2 separate regions of the Homo sapiens genome follow, and region 1 is linked to region 2. A link is a loop called in an ENCODE intact Hi-C map of the cell type or tissue named here. Cell type or tissue: heart right ventricle. All regions are shown on one strand. Each heading gives the region's core, and the rest is flanking DNA. Links, peaks and the distances in the headings are about the cores only.

Region 1 (2,919 bases), core at 103-2,602, 82 kb after region 2:
TAGGACCCAAACCAATGTCTTCTGACTCCCAATTGTGTATTCTTTCACATTCCAGTTGAGAATGTTTTTGTAAGCTAGGATCTACAATATCAGCCTAGTTTTCCAGATGGGAAAATTCACCACTGAGAGAGGTGAATCAGCACAGTGCATTGGATTAGGCATGAATGGATGTTCCTCTGCTCTGGCATGGGCTAAGAGTGGGCCTTCATCCAGCCCCATTTTCTCCCTGTGCCTCATTTTCTGCCTCTGTAGACTTGAGAGGCTGATCAGGTGATCATGAGTTCTTCTCCAACCCTGACTATGTGAGATGTGTCCAGTGATCCTCTGCATGGTGTGTGGGTGCTCTGCTCCTGCCCCTGGGCAGAGCAGCCTCCTTCCTCCCACAGCATCCACGCTGAGCCCAAAGAGAGGAGATCATAAATCATCCCTCCCTGCCCATAATGCCTTGCTTTTGAAGGAGCCAGGGAAAGATGAGGCTGCCCCTGGGACCACAGGCCCAGCATGTGACGCCCTCCCCCTGCCCAGGCTGCTACATTCATTATGCACATCCTGAGTGAGGAAGCTCTGGGGAGCCCCATTCCAGGAGATGACAGTCTCAGGTTCTTCTTCGAGAGCATTCTACAAGGTAGTAAATAGACACTAATGAGCCTCTGGCTTCTTAATGTGCCGAAGTGTCTCTCTCACTGGTTTTGCCAGTCACGGAGCATCATTCTTCCAGGAAAAGCAGCTCTGGCCTTCCTCAAGTCCAAAAAGAAAAGAAACTAGGCAGAGAGTATATTAAAAACCAGGTAGAAAAAAAGAAAAACATGACCCTGAAACCACACCAATTTGGTGATTTTTTTTCTTTTTGCTGTCCTAGGACTTTTTTAAATATTGAGGAGGTATGACATTTCCAGGGAGAAAACACACACAACAATTTTTTTGTTTTCATTCAGGCAGGAATTAACAAAGAGGTAAATTGCCTCCACTTTTGGCTGTTATCTTTTCTGCTGCCTTGAGCATCTAAATTGTGAACAGGGAAGAGTAGCCAGAAAAGGCCAGCACCTGTGGACAGGCAGGAACCTTTGAGCTGACCCAGGCCACTGAGAGTCACAGGCCTGAGAGCTAGAAGCTGCTCACCTAGATGAGATGACTGGAACAGCCTGTCCCTCTCACTTGAGGTCACATGTAAGTCAGCACATGCCTAACATTCCTTCCCCTCAGCCTCCCTGTACTGCACAGGACTGTTGATGGCCTGCCTCTGGCCAGGCACGAGCTGCTTCCCTTATCCATTCACGCCCATCATGAGCCAAGTATTCAGAACAGGATATCCACCCTACGTCTCATTGCCAACCAGAGGCTTTAGCATTTTGCCTGGTAATTCATTATCTCATCCTCACGCATCCAGTGACAGATCCTCACAGGTCCCAGAGCAGTGAGGAAGAATGGCTACCCTTTACAGAGCACCTCCTCTATGCCAGGTTCTTCACATACCTTCTGTCATCCATTCATTCTGCAAATATCTACTAAATCCCTGCTATGGGCCAGGCATTATGCTATGCTTGGTACTGGGGATACGATACTGAGTAATTTAGACAAATCCCTTACCCTTACAGAGTTAATAGACCTTATCTCAGATCTTCTCAAGAAATCTATATGGGGGATATTATTATTCCCATTTTACAGATGTGAAAACTGAGGCTTAGAGAGATTAAATAATTTGCCCAAGATCACATAGCCAAAAAGAAAGTCAAGATTTGAACCTAGATCTATTTTTACCCAAAATCTGTGTCATTTTTACTATACCACATTATTTTTTAGCAAATATAGGAAAGTGGGTCTCTTGATCCTGCATTTTTGGGGCTTTACTCACTGAATTTTACACATTGGAATGCATGTCTTAAGTTTCTTTCTACCTGGTGCCTAGCACAACATGCTGCATAACAGGCACCTAATTAGGTGGATGAATTAATTTAATATATTAACTCACTGTGAGCCCCAGACCAGTCACCTGCCCTTCTCATCTTCCTCTCTAGCCACCTCTCCCTCTTCACAGCCATGGGTGTAGGCTCGCCTGCACCCTCCACACCAGCTTCCTCACATGCCATTCACTCCTCACCCCACCAGAGATGCTTTCTACAAGACAGCCAGAAACTTCTTTGTCATTAAATCCAATGGGTGCCTTTCCACACTCATCTTCCTCATCCTTTCACAACATGTGACTCCTGGGAATTCTGCTGCCCAGGCTGCCAGGACTCCTACATCTCTGGCTGTTCCTCCTTGGTTCCTTTTTAATTACTCTTCCATTGCTTCTCAATAAATACAGTTTCCCTGGGGTTTTGGTGCCGGCTTTCTCCTCTCCTCAACTCTTGGTTTCTTTTTTTCCTTTTGAGATGGAGTTTCGCTCTTGTTGCCCAAGCTGGAGTGCAATGGCATGATCTCGGCTCACTGCAACCTCCGCCTCCCAGGTTCAAGAGATTCTCCTGCCTCAGCTTCCCAAGTAGCTGGGATTACAGGCACGCACTACCACTCCCGGCTAATTTTTTGTATTTTTAGTAGAGACGGGATTTCACCATGTTGGTCAGGCTGGTCTTGAACTCCTGACCTCAGGTGATCCACCCGCCTTGGCCTCCCAAAGTGCTGGGATTACAGGCATGAGCCACCGCGCCCAGCTCTCCTCAACTCTCTACTTTCTCCCTGGGCAACCACACTCCCACTCAGCTCTCTCAAATCTCTATCTCACCCAACATTTAGATGGTGAGCCTGAACTCAAGGCACCCTCCCACAAGGCTGTCCTCTTTCCTACGTTACATGCAAGAATTAGTGACATCCTTGTCACTCAGACACTGAAGCCTCCTCCTTCTCCCTCACCTCCACATTCCATCTAGCAACAAGCCTTGTCCATTCCACTCCTCAGGCATGTCTTGAACTGTCTCCTTC
Region 2 (2,919 bases), core at 289-2,788:
TAAACCTTGGAGGCTTGCAAATCTTTTAGATTGATGTCCAGAAAGAAAAGAAGATATAAGTAACAGAGAGAAGCTGAACTCCAGAGCAAAAGACCAACCTGAACCTGAAACCTTTCCCACAATACTCTTTAAGTTTTCCTACTCTGTGAAATAGCTACTTACACTGCCTGAAATTCTACTAAAGATACATATGTATCACTATATGCCCTCTCTCAAAAGAAGAAAACTCTCAAAATGTGACTAGAAGTGTTACCTAGTCATTTGCACATGAGTATAAATTAGTGTGTTCATCTTTCTTTCTAACATCTAGCTGACATCATTTTCTCTAGAAGAAAGAGTATTTCAGTTAAGGGTAAAAGATAATAAGTAACTCTTTATGTTTTTTCATGTATTTTGTTCTACTTTATATTCCTGCTGCTTCTGAAAAAAATTTGAGGCAGCAAATATTTTTAAATTTTGAAGATTTGTGGAATAAGATGGACTGATTCCACTCTTTCTTCTACCACTTCTGCCTCCTCCACACAAAATAGTGATGCTATCTATAGCTGAAGGTATAGTTGGAACATGTTTGGAGGTTTGGAGACATTGAATTAAAGTGATCCCTGAGAACATAGAAAGTAAATTGTTTCCCACTAGTTATACTACAAAATCCGCACATGTTGGATAAGAGCAATACTACATCAACCTAAAACAAGCCAACAAACAAACAAATAAAAAAAAACCAGAATGGCTCCCAGGCTACCAATTTTGGCTCTGATCTGATTGAAGACATCATCATAATTAAAGCAACAATGTATCTGGCAAAAAATAATAATAATAAATAAGAAAAGCCAGAAAGCCCAGAAAAGAGAATGTGAAAGAAGCAACTCCCAAGCCTTGATTATGCAGAATGCCAGAAGAGAGACTAGTAGGGTCTAAAGTTGTCCTGTCTAGTCCTGTGACAGTTGATCCCTGATCTAAGTGAGGCTCAACACAGTTTTCTGATTGCACTCCAGCTTCCCTTGCAGATTTGCTTCCAGGGAGGAAATGCACTGGTAGCAACATGCTTGATAGCCAGCAATTTTTTTAACTGCCATTCTGGTTGGCACATCTAGCTGGTATGAGTCTGTTTAACCTGAGTCAGACCCTGAACTCCAATCACTTCTGACTCTAAGGCCACAAGAGGCTGTGTGCACATGACCTGATTATTATGAACTGTGGCCCAGGACTAGAACTGTATTAATAAAGAGAGGGAGAAAAATCTTCCCCCTCCAATTTCTCCTCCTGTCCTCCCCTACTGTCCCCCACTAGTCCCCTCTTCTGCACCGACACATATTCTATTCCTAGATCCCTCATTTGTGTTACAATTCAGCTTCATTATAGATAAAGTGGCTTCTGGGGATATCGTGAGACCTTCTCTCCACTGTTATTTCTCTGAGAAAAAAAAAAAAAAACATTGTTAATTCCAATGTCTGATTTTCAAATAAATTTTGGACCATGACCCAGTTACAATGTGGGGACATTTTGTTCCTGTAAATTGGTCTTTCTAGCCAGTGTCTGGGAGCTGGCTGGGAAATGTACTTAGTAAATCACTCCCAGTGGTTTGGGAAAGGACAGAGAAGGTTCTAGAAGAGATGAGTCAGGCAAGGGGGTGGGCAGCACAGAGGGGAAAGGAACAAAGAGCCAAGCAATATTCTGAAAACAGAATTTGTACCCAGCCAGAAATAACTGTCTGATCAGGCCTAGCTAAAGGCTTTCTGAAATGACAAAGCAAATATTAACAGAGAATTCTTTAAGAGCCTCTCTCAGTGAACACAACATTTTTTTGGTGATAAGCCAGGTGGGTTTATGAATAATACACTTTGCCAAGCAATCTTGATAAGACCTCATTCTCCCCTGCAGGGCTGGAGAGTTGAGAACTGAAGCTTTTGTATCTCAACAAGAATATAGCACCTGACACAGGGACCCATCTCCCTGTACTCACCAAACAGCTTGAGATGAACATGATGCCTGTCACAAGGATGCTAAAAAGCCCAAAGGACATTCTTTAAAAAACCGAAGGAAAATGATCAGCTTCCTTTCAACCCCCTACATGGAAATGGTGGACTTGGGCAAGAATAGCTCAATACTTAGCCAGCTGCTTCTTACCTAACTGGTGTGTGAGTGAATGTGAGTTTCTGTTTGGCAGGTGCAGGGATCTCGGATGAACCAGAAACTGTCAAAAGAGAAAAACTCGTGCAATGTTGTTGCTGCAATCCTTCTATCTTAAAATTAAGCATGTGGTTCCTTTACAAAGGGATTATAACAGCAGCTTTGTCAGAGTGCCATGATTATACATATTGAGAACTACATTCATTCATCCATTCATTTAACAAACATTTATTGGCTGTACTGTGTTCCAGGATGCAACAGGCCTAGGAGAGGCAACAGAAGGTACACAGTTGCAACCTTGTAGGAAAGAAGGAGAGTACCCAGGAGACTTTGAAAGTACAGAGGATGGACATAGAAGGGGAGTGAAAACAGAGATTGTCCCAGCCAAGTTCAGTCCCAACTGGTCAGTCATTTATAGCGTAGAAAAGAGCGGTACCTCCAAAAAGGGGTGGGGCAGAAAGGCTGGATCTGATACTGTCTGGGAAAAGCAAACGAACACTCAAAAAACTGAACCCAAACAAGCCACAGCAAGTAAATACACACACAGGATGACCAACTTGCAATATGCACATTGTGGAGGAGAGGAGAGCAATGTAGGACTCTGACAGGAAGGCAGGCCGGAATGTGACCCAGAGTGACGGAAGCCAGAGCTTTCACAGGGAGAACAGAGATTAGCCTGACAGGGTCAGAATCTCCAGCTATTTTGACAGTGCTTGTCAATATTTATTTGTTCAAAGTGTCCCCTCCACTTGAGAGAGTTGATACAGTTTCCGAAATCTGACAACTAAG

What was found. A loop is a pair of places that touch in the nucleus more often than their neighbours do. Peaks named below come from ENCODE experiments on the same cell type or tissue, not always from the same donor. Only the 100,000 strongest peaks of a DNase experiment are listed, where the experiment ranks them.
Region 1: it touches region 2 in a loop (1.9-fold over the local background); 1 of 110 quality-filtered maps calls a loop at or near these places.

The regions. Positions count from the first base shown.
Region 1 is chr5:71,890,382-71,893,300 of GRCh38, reverse strand. No RefSeq gene overlaps it. Among named protein-coding and RNA genes, the nearest start is that of CARTPT, 170 kb to the right of the region's middle. In heart right ventricle, for the core only: no CTCF peak of the experiment used is centred there; a DNase peak (open chromatin) is centred at 1,234; H3K27ac peaks cover 1,709 bases.
Region 2 is chr5:71,973,027-71,975,945 of GRCh38, reverse strand. No RefSeq gene overlaps it. Among named protein-coding and RNA genes, the nearest start is that of MAP1B, 130 kb to the left of the region's middle. In heart right ventricle, for the core only: no CTCF peak of the experiment used is centred there; a DNase peak (open chromatin) is centred at 1,594; H3K27ac peaks cover 1,998 bases.